3 separate regions of the Homo sapiens genome follow, and all the other regions are linked to region 1. Evidence: chromatin loops called from intact Hi-C (ENCODE). Cell type or tissue: PC-9. All regions are shown on one strand. Links, peaks and the distances in the headings refer to the core of each region. The heading gives the core; the rest is flanking DNA. Region 1 overlaps CDKN2B-AS1 (CDKN2B and CDKN2A antisense cis and trans regulatory RNA 1). Region 2 overlaps CDKN2B-AS1 (CDKN2B and CDKN2A antisense cis and trans regulatory RNA 1). Region 3 has its middle 150 kb from the start of CDKN2B.

Evidence for each region. Hi-C counts contacts between places; a loop is a spot of excess contacts. Peaks named below come from ENCODE experiments on the same cell type or tissue, not always from the same donor. Only the 100,000 strongest peaks of a DNase experiment are listed, where the experiment ranks them.
Region 2: a loop joins it to region 1, with 3 times the contacts of the local background. A loop is called at or near these places in 18 of 110 quality-filtered maps.
Region 3: it touches region 1 in a loop (4-fold over the local background); 2 of 110 quality-filtered maps call a loop at or near these places.

The regions. Positions count from the first base shown.
Region 1 is chr9:22,100,793-22,107,858 of GRCh38, forward strand. All of the region lies in intron 14 of CDKN2B-AS1 (CDKN2B and CDKN2A antisense cis and trans regulatory RNA 1), which reads left to right. Among named protein-coding and RNA genes, the nearest start is that of CDKN2B, 95 kb to the left of the region's middle. RefSeq lists enhancers at 1,816-2,317, 2,096-3,295, 2,318-2,817. In PC-9, for the core only: no CTCF peak of the experiment used is centred there; DNase peaks (open chromatin) are centred at 2,689 and 3,399; H3K4me3 peaks cover 643 bases; H3K27ac peaks cover 4,404 bases.
Region 2 is chr9:22,038,692-22,045,757 of GRCh38, forward strand. The region is part of intron 3 of CDKN2B-AS1 (CDKN2B and CDKN2A antisense cis and trans regulatory RNA 1); the gene reads left to right. Among named protein-coding and RNA genes, the nearest start is that of CDKN2B, 33 kb to the left of the region's middle. In PC-9, for the core only: no CTCF peak of the experiment used is centred there; DNase peaks (open chromatin) are centred at 3,310 and 6,090; H3K4me3 peaks cover 1,213 bases; H3K27ac peaks cover 3,769 bases.
Region 3 is chr9:22,156,221-22,163,286 of GRCh38, forward strand. No RefSeq gene overlaps it. Among named protein-coding and RNA genes, the nearest start is that of CDKN2B, 150 kb to the left of the region's middle. In PC-9, for the core only: no CTCF peak of the experiment used is centred there; DNase peaks (open chromatin) are centred at 2,191 and 2,921; H3K4me3 peaks cover 952 bases; H3K27ac peaks cover 3,573 bases.

The DNA of each region.
Region 1 (7,066 bases), core at 669-5,668:
CACATCTTTGCTTACACTTATTATTGCCTGTCTTTTTGGCAGACTTAAGCCTAGTGGTTGTGAAGTGGTACTTCATTGTGGGTTTGACTTCCATTCCCCTAATGACCAATGATTTCGGACATCTTTCAAGTGCTTATTAACCATTCACGTGTCTTCTGTGATGAAATGTCTATTTGAATATTTTGCCCAATTTAAAACTGGGTTGTTTACCTCCCTATTCTTGACTTGTTAGGATTCTTTGTATTTTTAACTTTAATTTGACTGAGGATAATGATCCACCAGTAAAGAGATGCATTTATTTCTGTATTTATGAAAATCTTTAAAATTCCTCTACCTTTCAGAGACACCCTTCAACAGACTGCGCTTCTTATTTTCAGAGTATGTATTTCCATGATAACACAAGTATCAATTATAAATATTAATTACAACTTTCCCTCCTCACTGCAGACTCAACCAAGAGTTATAAATCTGTGTATTACTTTCAATGCTCATAACAATCTTCTTAACCACCATAAGCAGACTGAAAAAGTCAATCTAGTTGAATTGTTTTACTTTATAATGCTTTTATAAGATACTCAGTCTGAAACTGAAAGATAGGTAGCTCTAGAAATGTGATAAATGGCCACAGAAGTAACAACTTTTAATAAATTAAATTATGGATGTTATGTCAATTTTAAGTAATGTCTCAGTTTTATATCTTGTTACCTGACCTAAATATCATTCCCTTTAGTAAAATATCTATTAAAGCTTTGTGGCAAAATAAGAACAGAAAAATGGTTTTTGATTTTCAGCTTTCTCTGGTGAATAATTTGTTTTCTTTTATTTTTCCTTCTAAAATAATCACACGTTTCATTGCAACCCTAACCCTCTTCAACACACACACACACACACACACACACACACACACACATGGCTTCTAGATTCTACATGTACAAGAGTGCAAATCAAACTACCATAGAAAAACTAAGAAGAGAGGCCTAGAAGCAAGAGGCTGATACACTATCTCAGGCTTCAACAAAATATTTATCTCTGACTATACCAAGGATGGGCAGAGCTTGCATGTAAGTGGCTTGGGCTAGCAGACTGGGTTTTGAAGGAGGACAACATGGCCATGTTCTTGGTTCGGTCATGAACTGTCTATGGCACATACCTTAAATACTGTTGGAAGGATCCGTTAGCTCCAGAGACTGCAACCAACTGCCTATGGTCATAACTCAGCTCTCAGACACATTTTGTTGTGCCCACAGAGTGCTGTTTGCCTGTTTGGTTTTTAAACCAACACTTAAAATGCAGGGAATTTAAGATAAAAATTTGATAAAAATGGGAAGATTTGGCCGTATTGGGCTCATGGTAACTGAGATGCATCTGAATGACAGGCATTCCTTTGAATTGCACATTTGCTCTTGTTTTTACTATAGGCCACTCTCACTTTCTGTTTTTTTCCCCGGCTTTGAAACGATCAGTTTTAGTACTGAAAAATTATCTAGGATACTAAAACCAGAATTTCTCTGCTAGATGGCTTGCTCATTACATTACCTACATGATTCTGTGTAAGGGATTGTGTAAGTTTTCTATGGTTGCCATAACTATCACAAACTTGATGGCTTTATAACAACAGAAATGTATTTACAGTTTGGAGGCAGAAGGTCTAAAATCAAGACTTCTGATTTTAGTCTGTCCAAGAGCCTCTGCTGGTAGGGCCATGCTCTCGGCAGAGGCTCTTGGGGAGAATCTGTTCCTTGCCTCTTCCACCTTCTGGTGGCTTCAGGTGTTTTGTGGCTTGTGGCTGTATCACTCCAATTTCTGCCTCTGTTTTCGTATGGCCTTCTACTCTGCTCCTTTAGTCTCTCCTTTAGGCTGTTTCTTATAAGACACTCACCTAAAACCCAAAAACAATCTAAAAGATTTTGCAAATATGAACATTCTAATTACCTTAGAGTTAAGATTTTCTTTTCTGCTAAGTGAGGGCATGGTGCAGAGAGCAGGAAAGATGTGAAACTAGATAGCATACAAAAATAGGTGTTCATAGATCTGGGCCTAACAAGGGTGTGGCCAGCAACTCTGCCCTGCTTTATCAGCATTAGAAAGCCAGTCCTCTCAGAAAGTGCCCAGTTAGCTAAATTCATGAGATTATAGACTATTAAGGTGGAATGGACCTCAGAGATGGTCCTTGCTCTCATCTGAGGCTTCAGTTGGGCCAGTCAGAAATGTGGGAAAATTGAGGCAGGTCAAATAACCAGGAGTACAAACAAACACAATCTATCCAGAAAACTAGAAATCTTACTAGTGACTATTCACAGGTTACTTTCTGCATTCTGGGGTTTTCATTCTAGAACAGATGTGTGTGTGTGTGTGTGTGTGTGTGTGTGTGTGTGTGTGTGTGTGTGGTGCGTGAAGAGAGGGGAGGGGTGCCCAGAAAACCATACCCACTTTCCCACATATCCCAACTATGACTGGGCAATTATGTCATTATCACCACTGATATATAGCTGGAAGAGTTTAGTGTTGCCCTGCTAAGATCTGGATTTTCTTTTCTGGAGCTTGGCTATTGGGGCATTGAGAAGTCCAGCCAGGAGGTTGGTCAGAGGCTAACCCAAAAAGCTTTGCTTAACTCTGGGCTACAGCTGGGGGTTGCCAGAGAGAAGTGCCTGGCATTCCTGCATGCTGACATCAAGCTTCGAAGTTGCTGCCCTCTGGTGAGTCAGCAGCAAAGGCCCACATCGTTCGAGAATGCTGCCCAATCAGAAGATGTGATGCCACACCTCAGAAATCTTTCTAAACCTCAGCATTCTGTAGACTTCAAACAACTCCTCCTGAGAAAGAATGTAGAAATAATTAAATTTATAAGATTAAAGTTATAAAAAGCATAGAGCCTATAATAATAACAGCAATAAGATAAACTCCACATTTGCTTTTAAAACAATTTATTTGAGTAGACAGCCAACCCCCTGTATTGTACTCCTTTAAAAAATATTTTAGGCTTTTTAAATGCTGAGGCAAGGGGACATACCAAACACTAACAGGCACATTGGGGTTTTCTGGCTATTGAAATAAAAATGTCCTTACATAACACTGATGTACTGGAATAGCACTGCGTTCCAGTGACGGTTATTGCAACTCAGCCAGCATATCTGTAGCTTGTGAGCTTTTCTTATCAGAATTTTATCTATAAATATACATATACGTAAATTCTATTGTGAAATAAAAATAAAATGTAGAATCTTCTCATCTTTCTTATTAGTCAATATTGTGCTACTCTTTAATAATTTCTCTCAATTTTTTCATTAAGCAGATATTACTAGGGAAATATACATGAGGCAGAAGGCAAATTATTTGCTTAGTGCAATGCAAACTTGCTTAACAGGTAAGAGCAGAGTCCCTTCCATAGCATTGCCACCATATGGCATTGCCATATCGTGGAGGCCATAAAGAGGAATGACATTGTAAAGATTAACTGGATTTTACTTGGCAAGGTCAGGCACCTAGATGGCATGCTATAAAATGGTTAGAAGTGCAAAGGAAACCTGTAGCTAGAGGCCATGTGAGATTATGGAAGTGACTTTTCTTACAATCCTGCCATCTGGTTTGGATTGTCAGGATCAAAACATTTCACTTGCCCAAGTGAGGATGCTCTCTACATGGTTTTGGGGATGAGGGAGACTCAGAAATAATGTTTGTGGTACTGTAGCACCACTAGGAAAAGAGAAAAATTGGACCTGACATGAAGAAAAGCATGCAGCCAGCCACTAAGACTACTTCCCACAGGACTGGAAATCTCTACCACCGTACCTCTCCTACATGCTGGGTATAAGAAGTTAAAGGGAAGCCAGATTATATTTACCTACTCTTTCATTCATTCATTCACTCATTCATTTATTCATCCATTTACCATTTGTTTGTTTTTTGTTCATTTACTTATTTAATAAAAATTGTGTTTTGCATATTCTAGGTGCCAGGCATTGAAGAACCACTGTTATTGTTCTCAAATGACTGACAGTTTAGAGGAGAAAATGGAAGAATAAATAGACACTTGTGATGCAATATAATAGTGCTCTAATAAGAGCAACATATATTGAATACCACTGAATATTAAATACCAGGGACTTTGCTAGGAGCTATAAATTAATCTCCACAGTACATCTAAGATAGAAGTTTTATAATTACTCTCTTTAGGAGGAAATAGGGGTCTATAGAGGTTAAGTCTCACAGCCTGGAAGGAGTCAACAAAAAAATACTCAGCCTTAGGTATTCTGACTAGAAGCTTGGGTCCTTAACCACCTACTCACCAATTTGAAGAAAGATGATTGAAACTGCAACAGCTACACTGACTCTTGAAAGCAAAGTAACTCGTTAAATGAGGGTATGTGTATACTGGCTGGGATATTGTGGGCTCATGATGACTTGTAGGCCGAGGCAGCTGCACATATGAAGACTATGGAGGGTATATCATCAGCGGAAATGAAAGTGATTAGTGTTGGAGGTTTCAGTGCATATTCTGGTTTTCTATTACTGCATAACAAATCACCCTAAAATTTAGTGACTTAAATAAACATGATCATTTATTTAGCTCATGAATTTGCAAGTTGTGCAGCACTTGGGTGGGATAGCTCACCTTTCTTCCATGCAGTGTCTGCTGGGACTGCATGATTGCATGAAGCGGGGCTGGGCAGCTAGAGCTCTTCATGAATCTCTATTTTTGCATGATATTTTCACAAGGTCTCTCAAGCATGGGAGCTTCAGGTAGCAGAACTTCTGACAGGGCAGCTTAGTCCTTTGAAAGTGTATGTCTGAAAAGAGAGACTCAGGCAGATGCTATATTGCCTTTTGTGACCAAGCCTTGGAAATCACTAGTCTCTCTTGTGTTGAGGTGGTTATAAGAGCCTGTCCAGGTTCAGTAGGGAGCATAAATTTCACCTCTGAATGGAGAAGTGCCAATGTCCTGAAAAAGCATGTGGGCCCAGAAATACTGTTGTGGCAATTTTTTGAAAATCAAGTGTGATAAAGACAGCATAGTGTAGTCATAAAAAACAGATTAGGAGCATGATGTGCTTTGATTTCAACTATGGGCTTTATTACTTACTAACTGGGTTACTTTGGTTAAGTTGTTTGACTCTTGTTTTTTGAGATGGAGTCAGTCTGGGAGACTCCAGCTCTGTCGCCCAGGCCGGAGTGCAATGGCACGATCTTGGCTCACTGCAACCTCTGCCTCCCGGATACAAGCGATTCTCATGCCTTAGCCTCCCGAGTAGCTGGGATTACAGGCACCTGCCACCACATCTGGATAATTTTTGTACTTTTTTTCTTTTTCGAGACCGTGTCTCACTCTGTCACCCAGGCTGGAGTGCAGTGGCATGAACTCGGCTCACTGCAACTTCCACCTCCTGGGTTCAAGCCATTCTCCTGCCTCAGCCTCCTGAGTAGCTGGGAGTACAGGCACACGCCACCATGCCAGGTTAATTTTTGTATTCTTAGTAAAGATAGGGTTTCAGCATGTTGGCCAGGTTGGTCTCAAACTCTTGACCTCATGATCCGCCCGCCTCAGCCTCTCAAAGTGCTGGGATTACAGGCATGAGCCACTGTGCCCGGCCTAATTTTTGTATTTTTAGTAGAGACAGGATTACACCATGTTGACCAGGCTGGTCTGGAACTCCTGACCTCAGGTGATCTGCCCACCTTGGCTTCCCAAAGTGCTCGGATTATAGGCATGCGCTACCGTGCCCAGCCCAAGTTGTCTGACTCTTAATTCTCAGCTTTCTTATTTGTAAAATGAAGGTACTAGTACTAATTTGGAGAGTTGTTAAAGATTAAATAATATATGTAAATGCCTTGGCATAAGGGACTGGCACAAAGTAGGCACTTCATATATAAAAGCTGTGATTATTGATGAACCAGTAGTGAGGTACATAACTGGGGAAGGAGAAGGGGCCAGTTTGTGGGAATGCTTTTTTAGTTATTAATAGTAAGGTGGTAAAATAATAATAGTAATAATAACCAAAAGTTACTGAAAACTAAATACAGTGCTAAACTCTTTAAAAGGAGTATCTAATTGGATCTTAACAACAAAGCTATGAAGCAGGACTAATGTTATCTCATTTTATAAATGAGGAAATGTAAGATCAAACAGGTTAAGAAACTTTCCCAAGTTGATCAGTAGCAAAGACAGGATTCGAACCAAGGTAATTGTCCTATCAGAAACTGTACTAGGATAGTCTGCATTTCATGGTAAAGACTATCAGATGCCACTAAAACTTTTTAAAAAGGGAAGTCTTGTGGTCAAATTTGCTCTTTAGAAGGCAGTATGGAGTGCAGATCAGATGCTGGCAGCAGGGAGATCAGTTAGAAGATGGTTGCTCTAATTCAGTTGAGAAATACTGAGACATCTGAAATATTGAAGACATCAGTAGTGTGGGTGATGTGAAAGTGGTTCTAAGAAACTAGCGGCAATCATCCTTCATTACTGATTGGGCGTGGAGAGAAAGAGAGGTAGCATTGGTAGCCGTTAGTCAACTCTGAGTGCAGGCACTGGCATGTGCATTATTACCCAGGGCTCTAAGTGGAGAAAGAAAACAACCCCAGGGTGTCTTCAAACCTAAAGCATATTTCCTAAGCCTTTGCACTCTCAGTCTAGACTAAAAACAAACAAAGCAGCCTCCTCTGAAATGCTGGAAACTTTCCCCACTTGAAACTCTCAGATCTCTTACCTTGCAATTCTAGCTTTCAAATTCCAAGCTGAGCTTCCTTTCCCACACCCCGAGTCCTTGTACTGGGGATTACAATGATCATTTGTATGTACTAGGTGATTGTTCCTTCCACATCAGGGGCCTTGGAGCGGATGACCTAAAGCTGCTTTCTCCTGTCCTGACTTTCTCCACCCAGCACTGCAACCATACATACAATTTTCTGGTCTTGTAGAGAATGACTGACTGGTCATTATAGTCTTCCAAAAGGATAAGAGATTAGTGTCATGATGTGGCCTTCAGGCAGCCAGGGGGAATCTCCATATGAGGTACTTGTTGACTGTATTACTTAGTTTTAGGTGAACTTCCTGTGGAGGGACAATATGTGC
Region 2 (7,066 bases), core at 1,193-6,192, 62 kb before region 1:
ACCCACAGGATAATAGGTTAATGATAGAGACCAACAATGCTGATGCATTTTTAATGACGGAGATAATGTCTAGAAAAAAATCCATTATTTGGTAAAGACAAAGTATGCATATGTATTCCTTTGTTTCAATTATTTTTAAAGTTAAAAAACAACTGCTTATCTCCTTTTGTACTACAAGCAATATCTGGTATAGTGTATGCATAGTAAGTATTCTAGAAATAGTAATTTCATTGTTGACTTGATTATATTGGAGTGGAACTTACTCTGGAAGAGATCCTAACTTTCATTTATCTGAGAAAATTTCCAGTTAGGACATGGAAATTTTTTCCTTGTCAATATTTATTCTTAATGTGTTTAGAATTTTAGAAAATGGGTTTAGGGATTTAGAAATTTCTTTACTAAATAACTCTAGGGAACAGTACCTTAAAAATATTCAAAATGACAAAAACTTAAAATGACATCTAATTTTTTAAGGCCAAGAATCATTAAAAAGGGATCCAAATCTTTAGACTTTGTTGCTCGGTGGAACTAGAATCATTAATATCTCAGTCAGGGGAAGCCATGTCAACTTACTGGTTTAATTTCCTGTGAGCTTCCCATGTTCTCTCCCTGCAAGGACCACCTCAAATCCCTCAGTAGTCCTGTCTTTATGAAACCAGTATAATTTTTCTTTTCGCTCTTGTCCTTCACCTTCCTGTGGCAACAAGAGTCAATTCTCCATATATAAATACTCGGCCCCTGTTTTAGCTGTGTCTTAATTGCGCAACATCTGTTTACTCTGTGTTTTAACATCTGTGTGGATAGCATTGTTGTTGTAATATTTTGACTGTAAGCTTCTAGGAGGTAGAGGCCAGCATTATTTTCTCCATTTTTGGAATGAGAAAATACAGATTACCACAATCAAAGTAGAATGGCAGCTTATAGTAGTTATTTGGATAATTTATATAGTCTCTTAAAAAAACAGATTATAGTAAGAAGTGGCTGAGCAATTAGCTATGGCACACTGCACGGTTTTTCTGACCTCTCAGCTCCTAAATAAACTTTGCCAAATCTTCAGGCCCTCAAAATTTTTTCATTCCATTTGTTATGGGCTGAATTGTGTTCCCCCGAAATGACTATGCTGAAGTCCTAACTCCTAGTGCTTCAGAATGTGACCTTATTTGGAAACAGGGTCATTGCAAATATAATTAGTTAAGATGCGATCTTACTGACATAGGAGAAGCTCCTAATCATGGTGTCCTTATAAAAAGGAGAATTTTGGCCATAGAGACATGCACTGGGAGAATGCTCTCTGAAGACTGGAGTTATGCTGCTAAAAGTCACAAAATTAACAGAAGCTACGGAAGAGACCTTGAATAAATTCTTCCCTGTAGCCTTGAGGGAGAGGATGGCCCAGCCAACTGCTAATCTCAGACGTCTAGCTTCCAGAGCTGTGAGACAATTTCTCTTTTTAGGCCACTCAGTTTGTGGCACTTTGTACAGCAGTCCTAGCCGACTAACACACCACTCTAACTGTTGATCAAGGCAAGAGCCTGTGATCATGTATTATCTTGCTTATTCCTTATCAGCATTCTATGGTGTAGATATTAGTGCCATCTATATACAAATTAGGAAATGGAGCCTCATAGAAATTAAATGACAAGTTCAAGGTGTCATGGCTATTTCATTATAGTGCCAGTGTTTGAACACAAATCAATTTGACTCCAAAACATCATTACTCTACTCAATTCTAGTTCAATCCAGATGTTCACAAACAACCAGACTATAGTGGAGATGTGGGTGGTGGGTTGAGAAGGAGATCATAACCAACATCAGACTGTCAGTGAAGCAGACTGGGAGAAGTTTTATGAAGCCAAGCAGCTGTGCAAGGTACAGTAGAGATGGTCAGATTGTTCATGTGTATGGATTCCATCTTCTGAGGAATGAACTCCTTGATATTCCTGAGTTAGTCCAGTTTAGGCAGGAGTAAACAGAAGGTAAACAGAAGATTGGAGACTGTGTGTGTGCACGAATGCCTCCTTTGTAGCTGGATGTCTAACATCATGATAGCCACACTCACATGAATACAGAGATACACAATTTACAAATTAATGTAACATAAAACTCCCATGCAGTCTGATTTCATCTTACTGACATTTCTGTCAGTCAGTGTTAGCATCTTAATTATATAAATGTGGAAACTGAAATACTCAAGAGGTTCCCTGACTTCCCAGGCCACACAGTAAGCTTTGGTGCCAGAATGTATCTCTAGGCTTTCTCATCTCAACCCAGCATTCATTATACTATTGCTCACTGCGTGTAGAATCAGATTTGATTTCTCTGACTTTTCTTAGTCACTTCTGTGGTTTTGTACCACTCCCTCTCTCACTAAATAACTGCCTGCAAAAGTAAAAATTTCCATGAAAACAGAAAACAAATGTACCAGAAATGTTGATGGTGTAAGAGATAAAACTGGGATAAAGAGAAAATGTGTTGGAAAGTGGTGTCCTTTAATGCAACAGAAAAGTATATTGGGAGAAAAAGAAAAGAGAGAAAAATAGACAATCTGAAGTGATGAGAAGAGCAAATGCTACAGATGTACCTGAACCTCTTCAGTAGGTGTGATCCTGAAGAGTTGTGTATAACAACAATGAACAAAAATAAAATGTACTGTGGAAATTGTCTAGCTGTTGAGATCCTCCTGTGCGATATTTTTCAAAGTGAAAACTCCAATCAACCCTAGCTTATTTATGGAGAAGACTTTGCCCCACAGTACCCAGAAAGTTTCTTGACAATATCATATATGCATAATAACCCTGAGACAATTTTTGTTTACCAGGAAAACATATAAAAGGGAACATTAAACTTTGTCTAGTTCTACTGCATAAACATGTGATAATGTGCATGGTGACCTTCTGTTGTAAATGGAAAGAGTTAAGCTCTCTGAATCTACTGCTGAAAGGTGAAAACACTTTCTTAGGGCTTTGAACTTCATTTGAAATCTTACTGAAAAAACACTACAGACTCTATTTTCTTTATATTTGAAGATACTTTACATAAAAATCTAAAGCATTTTGACTTATGTTTTCATCTACTTGAGAAGGAAACTCACAGACTCCAAAGCAACTGTTGTCTGTTTTGAAAAAAATTTCAGAAATCACCAGAAGCAATAGGGAGTGGCCTTGATTCCTGTTCTTGTATTTATGGGTAGCTAAAGTTCATATTTCTCAACATACCATAATCTCTGTGTAATTGGCCAAATTCCATGGTGGATAATTAGATCTAGCTTACCAGGGCAGATTTGGATGGTGAGAGCAGTCACACTGTTCTGGGAATATGTTAGCCAAGTTTACTATGTTTTACATGAGTTGACAGACTCACCTCACTTGCTGAAGGACTAGCCCAGCAGGTTCTACGGGTGAGATCACTGCTAGCTCATTCACTGCTGGGCCTGGTAGGCACAAGAGGCCAAGAAATAAATAATGTGAATTTGGGCTTCAGAAGTTCTCTTTCCTATTTTCTTTCCTAAACCCTTTCTTCTACCAGCTGTCTAGGGGCTAAAACATTTGTTCATACGTTTATTAACTAATTCAACAAATATTTACCAACCATGTTTCAGGCACTGGACACTAGAAATATAATAGTGAACTAGACATTTTCTGCCTTCAAGGGTCTATGAACAATTATAATATTCTGAAAAATATTACAATTCACAGAGCTCAGTAATCCAAATCCTTATTATTTCTGTCTTTAAAAAGCAGAAAGTGAAAAATGCTCTTAAAAGAGGATGGCATAGAAATGTATTTATGCATTGCAACAGATAAAATTAAGGAATGCATGAAGACTGGTTCATCTGTGTGGTTGTGAGTCAAGAATAAATCCCACCCTCCCTGAAGTACTCAGACTCTACCTTGCCCCATGGCCACCACTGTGGCCCAATGGAAGCACCAGTCCAGGGGGTCTCCATTCATGCTGTCTTTGGATGTCTTCAGAATGTTGTTTCACAAGTACTCAGACCCAACAGTAAGATTTTAAAAATTGTCCATAATATTAACCTTGGCATTATTATGTTAAAGAAAGCAAAACAGATATCACTGAGTTTACTTCTCAAAAAAACCTTGCGTTCCTGCAAAAGTTTCTTGAATTCTGACTCTTGTCACACAATCACACAAGAATGGCTATACTTAAACCCTTCTAATCAATTATATCCTTAATATGTATGACTGAGTGATGTGTTTTCATGACTATGAAATGTATACATGTTTGGAAAATCTATTCACAATAGAGTTTTATGATATTCCTGTTAACAGGCTGTCATTGTAACACTGTTTATGCAGGAATTGTAATTCTATCTGTTTTTATTTTTAGCGTCTTTTCTCTCCATCCCCCAAATTTTAAGGAGCTATCAGGTCTGTATTTTATTTGGTTTTGAAGTTTTAGGTTATTTGTAGTTATAATAGCCATATCAATTATTCATTTAGCAAACATGTATTGAGTGCTACTATGTGCTTAGATTTTTCCAATGTTGTGAAGGATAATTGGCTAAAACTTTTCCACTTTTATTAGTAATTTGAGAGTTTTTTTCTCCATGGATTTTAGTCACTGGTAAAGGCTGTTTCATATTCATAGATTTTTTTCTACGGTAAGAAACATATGATGTTGAATAAGGTATGAATTACAAATTAAGGCTTTTCCACATTCGCTGCCTTTATAAGATTTTTTTTTCTTCATCAAAATCTATTCACACACACACAGACACACATGCGCTGTTTTGATTTTCTTCAAATATATCCAGTGTTCAGTTCTTGGGCACATATTAATATACTTGCCTAGATGAAGACTATGTGTCCTCAGGAATTTATAATCTAGCAGGTGAAAGATTTGCTTCTTTCAAAATGTGACTCTACTTCCCCACTCCTTAGGTTGTGAAAGCAGTTGTTTACGCTTTATTTCATTGTTTTCCAAACTTTAGTTATTTATGTGCCATCTTCATGATTATGCTATTCACATACCACCTATACTATTATGCTTCTGAAAATATACTATGATTTTCAACTTAATTAAATTTGTTTAGTAATAACAGTAGCTGTTACATCACTAGGTTGATGTGCTAGTTAAAAATTTTTAAATATACTTTAATATAAATATGTTACTACTAAATTATTTTTTTGTCTGTATGCACCCAAAATCTTGCCTTTAGTAGTACTACACATATCATGCTTTGGGAAACTCTACCCATGAGATTCATATTCAAGCATGAGGAATGGCAAAAGAAAATACAGAAATAGTGATAGTAACCATAGCAATGGTAATAAGAGCTATTATTTATTGAGGACTTTACGTATGTCATTTAATTTTATTTTATCCTCACAACAAATTTTAGCCATGAGTATCAGATAAATATGAGGCAAAAGGGCAGGAAAGAAGGAACAGTGGAAGTCAAGCTTTTTTTCGCCTAGGTCAGCTATAACTAACACGACAAGATGTTTTAGTATTTGTACTTTATTTTTAGTCAGCTCAGATTTCACACCTGACTATTTTACAAAAATTTGGATGTGATGGTGGCAGATTAACATAATTACTTTTAGCAATTATTATGGGACAAATTAGTTAAAGGTTGTAAAATGCCTAGAAACAGAGTAGAATATCCTAGTAGGATATCCTAGAATATCCTATAATTAAGTTATCAAACAATTACTCTGATTATTTTTCACAGTAGTTCAATCAAAGTGTAACTTTGGGTCTGTTAGTATACATGAGTGTGAATACTCTGGAGATTTGATCTTTGGCTTTCCTGTGTAAGTTCATATATATTTTTGTTATTATCCTGTAAATAACTGAATTATAGTACAGTGATTCTGTAAAAAACACTTTAGTTATTAATATTCTTTGGTGTGAAGTTCACATTAAAAATTGTTATATTTCCAGAACCTGGTTTTTACCTGTGAAAGTCAATGCATCCTTCTTTTAATCCTCTGCATTGGTTTTGCATAGCTTGATGAAATATGACTTGCTTCTCCTCCCTCCCCCTCCTTCCTGTGCCTGTATCCCCATCATTTTTTTTTCTATTCCTCTTGGTATCTGGACTTCTTTTTCTGCCAAATGAGTCAGTAAGAGAGGAAATGTTTAACCCACATTTGTCATCTTGGCTGGGAAAGAAGTTTGAAGGCAAAAGGTGCCTGAATATGTTTCACTAGGATGCTGACACAACCTTTTTGACTCTCTCCTAAGAATACTACTCTATATTCAAGTTATAAAGTGCTAAATGATCTATTTCCACCATGTATACATTTCATATGATCAATACTTATTTTGTAACTTTTTTCTTTGAGGAGAAGTATTTTTCTTTTGGAAAAATATTATTTATTTGTGTGTGTGTGTGTGTGTGTGTGTGTGTGTGTATTTATTTTCTTTTAATATGTGGTCTCCCTATGCAAAGGATTTGATTTTATAAACAGAAGCAATAGGATTAAGAGGATAAAGGAAAAATAGGAGAAGGGGAAATATGAGTATCATGATAAGGTAAAAATGAATTGCTTGTATTCTAACATAGAATAGCTACTACCTGTTGAGTGTTTATTATATATTAGACATTTAAGACTAATCAAAATATCTAATCTAATGAAATAATCACTGTTTTGAATTTGCTTAGATTTAGTAGATGTAGAAACTGAGACTTAGAGAGGTTTATTTACTCAACTCCACACTGCTAATTACTGGTGAAAGTAGAATTTTACTCCTCTGGTTTTCTCATCCAGCACATCATCACTATAACCCTTATAGTTTGCTTTTGGCACAAGTATTCATTATTAATGGAAATGCATAGTATTATCTCAGCAAATGTACAAATAGTTTAGCTTCACTAAACTAGTCAATTTTTTTTTTCTAAACATCAATGCTTAGGAAGCAAAACAGGCTGGGGGAACAGTAGTTGTACTGGTGGCAGCTGTGGTGCTGATGGAGGAAGTGGTGGAATGCATAGGCTGCTCATGCTTTTTGCCACAATGAAGGTCAAAAAGTAGATCACTTAAAGTCTAAAGTTAACCTTGGGGGTCATATTCTTCACCAAAAACTATGTTTATACATA
Region 3 (7,066 bases), core at 961-5,960, 56 kb after region 1:
GTGAAGAAACTGAGGGTGAGAACTGAAGAGGGATTTATCTGAAGACGTTATGGTAGTGGAACCAATTTTTACTTTAATGTTGTTGCTCTCTTGATGATATTAGATGGTTTCATCAATTACTAAGTAAATTCCCAAGATTTACCTCGAAGTCACATTACCCTATTAACTTATTCTCCAGTTGTACCAATTTGCCATTTCATTCTGGTAACAAAGCTCTCTTACTACAATTCAGAAAATATTTGGGAGGCAGCTGCCACTGAGCCCAGACTTTGACAAAATATCCTCCCACAGAGGCCCAGTTAAACTATGGATTGCACTGAGCATTCTGTCCTTAGGTGCTCTGGCCTCCCAGTAGATAGCGGATGCTGTGGTAATTTATCACAACCCTCTACCCCTCCGATTACCTGCCAGGTGACTCTTCACTCCTGGCTTCTGCAGCCTCTGCTCTCCCCAAGATCCAGCTCTCTCAGCCCCCCATCTAAGGTTGCACAGTTTAGGTACATGCTGAAATCACCAATACAGAATCGTTTTAAAATTCGAATTAATTGGCTGAGTGTTTTGTTAAGACCTGATTGTGGGCAAGAACTATTTGTTAAATACTCTAAATTCTTAGAACCCAGCCCAGTACTTGCTAGTCATCATTTAAATACATTGAATGATAGAGAAAATTCTTCTGATCACAAACCTTATACCAGCGTTGTCAAAATTATAATGATAAAGTAGCTCATTTTAAGCGCGTCCTGGGTTGGGAAACTTAACAATTTTAAAACTTGGAATAAATTCAATAAAATGACATAGTATGGTTACAATGTCTGTCTACAGAGTCAGGGCAAGAACAAAGAAAATTGAAAGAAGATTGTTTTAGTGTAGTAAAATTACTGGATAATTTTCATTTCCTTTGCTCTTTAAAGAATTATTTGTAAAGGGTATTTGAAATGAAAACAAGATTGGAGAAAAACAACTTGGAAGAAAATCATAGGCAAATAACAATAATGATTGAAGAGTTGTGAATAAGGAGAGTTAGGAATCAAGTGGTTCCAGGCTTGCAGAATCTGAAAGGAGCCTAGAGTGAGGAGGTTGATCTGTGAAGGATGATGATGATCTCCATTAAGGACCAGACAGGAGGCAATAGGCTTAAGCTGCAGTATGAGGGATTTAGATAAGAGAAAAGGAAAAATTTTCAGACAGTGAGGTTCATAGATACTGGAATGTGTAACTGAGGAAGCTTGTGGAATTTCCTTCTCTAGAAGTCTTTTAAAAATAGGGCAGTGTCTCATCTGCCTGAAGGATGGACTCTATTTGACCTCTCAAATTGTCTACTGAACTCAGAAGGTGAACCACACCTTAGATAAGAAAGAGAGCCTGAATGATCCTGGGTAGCTTGAGTAATAAAAGTAGGGTGAACAAGTCATATTTATTTTGATTTATATATGTCATATATGTAAATTATGTCTGCTATAATTCCTTTTTTTCTTTCAATTGAATGTTTTCATTTTTAAGGCCTAGAGATTAGAGTTCAAGTAAAGATATTATAGGAAAGCAAGGAAGAACTCTTTTATCTTACTGTAGAACAAATTTTTAGAGGAATAAAAGGAGAAAAGGATATATTGGACATATTTGATTTTGATTTCACTCCCTATTCTAAATAAAAAAAAATACACTGCCCTTTCTGTTAGCTTTAGTATTTTAAGGGTAAATTTCAAAAAGTTAATTTAGTGTAAGTGTTTCTCACGGTGTTTTTGGCAGAACCGGTATCCCAAACTGGAAGAGGTTCTCTGTATTTAATTTCCTCTCAGGAAGTTTACCGTCAGAAGTCCAAATGTGAGGTCAAGTTTTGGGTTGCCGGAAATGGTAATGTCCTTTACTGTCTGAACACCCAGACAACACTTAATGAAACATTCTACTTTGTGGACATTGAAAGAAATTAAAATGCTTTGTTTCCTCCTTTTTATGATTGGTGATTTCTGTATTCAGTCTTCTAAAACTCAGAAACAAGACTATGTGTAAGTAAGAGCATCTGCATTCTCAGGATCAAGTTATAACTGCAGATTTTCAGTTACAGGTGATATCCATCTTTTTTTTCCTTCCTAAAAATAAAAATGTACTTACTTCAGGCCAAAGGAGAGGCAAGCTTTAGAACTCATTAGCCTTCAAGAAAAACAATTCCAGAGCATTCTAAACCTGATTTCTTTCTAACTCTGTTTGAGTTGACCTGAGGACTTTTACAGGTTAAAGCAGTGAGTCATTATATCTCACATTCATACAGCTCTACATATTTGTCAAAGTGCTTACTCATCTAATATCTAATATGATCTTAATAAGAACCTTGTGAATGTCATTATCTTATAGATGAAAAAATGATATCTTCATAAGATACAGTTTGCTCAAGATCACAAAACTAGAAAATGTAGTTTGAACACTTCTGATTTCAAAGCCAGAGTCTTCTCCACTGCCCCATGCTGTACTGTTTTTGAGAATTTGTGATTTCCTGGTGTTGTATTATTTTTACCATTGATGAGATTTTTGCCTGTGATTTATCCTGAATCAAAATAGATACTGTGATATGATACTAAAGTAATTGTTACCAAACAAAAAGTTGTGCTAGCATTCTTATGAAGTACAGCACTAAAGATTTTCAAAACATTTTGTTATTTTTACATAATTGGTCATGTAAATTTCTGGTAGGACACTCCTTATGAGATTACAACCCATTCTAATTTATGCTAGCTATTTATTGTTAAGCAGTATGTTGTTTTTATTACAAAACCTCCTTTAATCATTGCATCAGTCTCTGGCAGAATATTAAAAACAACTCCCATAATCCCTGGCACTCTGTCCTGGGTGTCTTTGGGGGTACAGTGGCTTTATTTCCTTCCCTAATAGTTCGGAAGTTTGTTTAATACTGACTCAGAGGAAGCATTCTAGCTGAGTCCTCACATGGTCTTGTTTACAGCTCCGGAGTGTACATAATAGATAAGCTACTGACTTCCACAAGACCCCCACGCTTCCTGGGTGTGTGGGTGTGTGTGCTTGTGCTTGTGAATTAAGGTTGTGCAATCTCCCTGCTAGCTGCATCAGGTTGCAAAGTCATTTACTTCTCTAAAATATTCCTCTAGCCAGCCTGACTTGATAAACCAAAATCATTGTATTCCATGGTGGACATGCTGGTAACTCATGATAAACACTAAAAATCCTACGGGTTTATAACAAGATAAAACCTGATATTGGGGCAGGGTGTAGAGAAATTTGCCCAAGGAAATATTGTGAAATAAAGTTGCAAATGGCTATAGATGAATGCTTTTCTATCTATAGGATTTCTTTTCTTGATTGTAATTATAAATTCTTTTACTGGTTGTAAATATAATTATGATTCTTATGTTACCCAGTCTGTACCAAGAACTTTGTTAGGCCAACAACATCTTACTTGATTGTAGTAGTAACCTTAAAAGATAAATATAGGTATAATGCTTTTTCAGAAGAAAAACTGGAGAATTCAAACATGTTCTGCATTGCACAGATGGTAAATGAGTGATGAATAGGGTCCTTTGACTCCAAAGATCAACTAGGTTCTTTCCACATATCTCTCTTTGGTTCCCTTTTTTGATATGACTGTATGAAATATAATTGTATTTACATAAAGTGCAGTAGAGTTCATTAGAAAAACTATTTCTGAATCTTAGGGTTCAGACTAAAGGTGTTTGGAGGCTGATGATAGTGGGCTGCAAAGAGCTTCATGGTGGGCTGCGAATAGCTTCATCAAACCCTTGAATGTGTCAGGAAAGGCAGATTCAAGGCAGAAATGTCACATGGACCCCAGATAATTCTTGCCTGGAGGAAAAGAACATATACATAATTATGTGTGTAATCCATCTTGGACATAGTACTAAGGTGATTAAATTAATCATGATTGAGTGTTGAGTGTTAAAATCCAAATGCAAATATCCTTCAACCAACTTTTTGCACCAAAACTAAGTAGACTTTATCATCTCAAAATAGTGCTTACTAAATATAGTCACTCTTTGTAACTCTTAGTTTTAAAAACCATAATAATTGTTTCCCTCTGTTTTCTCTCCTGAGCTGCTACTGCTGCTGTTGCTGCTAAAATATAAGGTATACCATGTATCACTTTTGCAGAAGACAGCTTTGTTTTTGTAAAGTGCCTGGAATGGAGTTTGTGGGTATATTGATTGCAGGCACTGAAAGACCTAGATGAATATGTAAGAATGACCACAAGCCACCAGATGTGGGTGTATTTATCCGTTTGCCTCATTACTAAAAGGTTTTAGTTCCAAAAAATATCCAGAAGAATTTAGTTTTGGGGAACTAGAGAGGCAGGGGGAGTGGAATTAAATTTTTTGAATTTTTAAACAAGTAATTTGAGCTTCCAATTGATATATTGTAATTTCTTTGCATTGGAATACTGATTTCTTAAGGAGTAGTTGCAGAAAGATTTTCTTTAGAAATTAGAAATTGACAGCCAGGTGTGGTGGCTCATGCCTGTAATCCCAGCACTTCGGGAGGCCAAGACCAGTGGATCACAAGGTCAGGAGATCGAGACCATCCTGGCTAACACGGTGGAACCCTGTCTCTTCTAAAAATACAAAAAATTAGCCGGGCATGGTGGTGGGCGCCTGTAGTCCCAGCTACTTGGGAGGCTGAGGCAGGAGAATGGCGGGAACAGGGAGGCGGAGCTTGCAGTGAGCTGAGACTGCGCCACTGCACTCCAGCCTGGGCAACAGAGCGAGACTCTGTCTCAAAAAAAAAAAAAAAAAAAAAAGGAAATTAGAAATTGACTTTGAAATTCATTTATTATGTAAACAGGAAGATATTTTATTGCAAAGACAATTGGAAATTGGAAAGTGTAATTAGTTATTAAAACAGCAATTAAGACATTTTGTGGGCTTAGATATATGTGTGTGTTTGCCTTGGTGGCATGTGCTCTGCTCCATTTGCACATTAAATTATGCCCATATAGTTATATCTGGTATTCTGCTCCTTAAATAAGTCATTTAGTTTCATTGATAGAGGGTAAATGAAGTTCTTTTTCATTCTTTTCAGAGATAGCATAGGGTAGTGGTAAGGATATTTCGTTTTGGAGTCAGTCTGCTTGGATTAAAATCCAAGGTCACCTCCATTAAGCTTTGTAACCTTGGGCAAGTTAGTAAATCTGTGTCTCAGTTTCTTTATCTGAAAAATGGAGATAATACTGTTACTTATTTCACTGGGTTCTTATGATGATTAAGATGAAAAATTATGTAAAGATCTGGCATATAATAAGAGATCAAAATAGAAATTTTAAAACATTTAAATTATATATATAGTAGTATTTGCCTTTTTTGGTTTACAGTTCTGAGTTTTAATACATGCAAAGCTTATTGTAACCAACAAAACATCAACACAATAGGATACAGAAAAATTTCCACACTCCCCAAAATTCTTTTTGCCTCTTTATCTTCAGACATATCACCTCCCTTCCATTCCACCAAATCCTCGCTACAACTGATGTATTTTCTGTTCCTATAGTTTTGCTTCTTGAGACTGCCATAGAAATGGAATCATACCATATGTAATCTTTTGAGACCTAGTATAATGTCTTTGAAGTACAACCTGATTTTCTTAGGCTCTTATCTGAAGAGCTGATTTCACCACGGAAAAGGAATTAGAGGAGGTGTTTATTTTTATTTTTAATTTTTGATCAAGGGGAAGAAAAATAAAACTCAGATTAATATCATCCAAAAGGAGAGTTTGGATTTGTATGAGAATTATTTTTCAGCATTTCAAACTATCAAATAGGATGTATCTTCAAGAGGAAATTACTTTCTTGTCATTAAGTACAATGAAATATAAGCTAAAGAGCCACTTGGAATGCGAAATGCAGAAAAATTCTAGAGAGTCAAATATAAATTAAATGATATATATTTGATTCTAGAAAGTCAAATATAAATTAAGTGTTGATGATGGTGGTGTGTGGTGTGTGTGTGCTGCGGGTGGAGTGGGGGCAAAGTGTTGGAAGGTCACCAATAATCCCAAATAACCCATAAACATAACCAGAGTAGCTTAGTATCATCTGGGGGCAAGTTAGCTACTGTTGGGGGTCTTGGAGAAGACTTAGACCCTAATCATCTCCCAATGCACTACATGAGTAGGGAGGTTAAGAAGCAGCTATTATGAAAGGGGGAAGAGAGACCATGTCTTCACCAGGACCGGGAGAATGATGGCATGGGAGAGGGTGAGAAGTGAAGTAAGGGAAGGAGCTGAGCGGGTGGCTGCCTAGATAAAGCTGCAACTGGGGAGGAGTTGTATGTCAAAACAAAAACACTGCATATTTGATCCTTAATAAGGAAATAATTTTTATGATTTTTACCGCATAGTTTCCTAATTTATTTGTGTGTATATACATGTATACTAAAATGTGATATTAGATGTATAGATGTGTTTTTAACTCAACCCATCTTAAATTTGCAAATCAGTTAACTTGCTCCTGAAAAATTTAGAGTTTACCGTATCAGCCACGATTTTCTAGGCATGTACTAGGGTAATGTATATGCTATTTGATTTTTTCTTATTTTTAAAAAAATTTCAATAGTTTTGGGGGTACTGGTGGTTTTTGGTTACATGGATAAATTCTTTAGTGGTAAATTCTGAGATTTTAGTGTACGCTGTACCCAATATGCAGTCTTTTATCCCTCATTCCTCTACCAACCTCTTCCCCTACCCGCCAAATCCCCAAAGTCCATTATATCTCTCTGCATGTCTTTACATTCTCATAGCTTAGCTCCTGCTTATAAGTGAGAACATGGCCGGGCGCGGTGGCTCATGCCTGTAATCCCTCACTTTGGGAGGCTGAGGCGGACAGATCACGAGGTCAGGGGATCGAGACCATCCTGGCTAACACTGTGAAACCCCGTCTCTACTAAAAATACAAAAAATTAGCCGGGCGTGGTGGCGGGCACTTGTAGTCCCAGCTACTCAGGAGGCTGAGGCAGGAGAATGGCCTGAACCCGGGAGGCGGAGCTTGCAGTGAGCCGAGATGCCACCACTGCACTCCAGCCTGGGCAACAGAGCG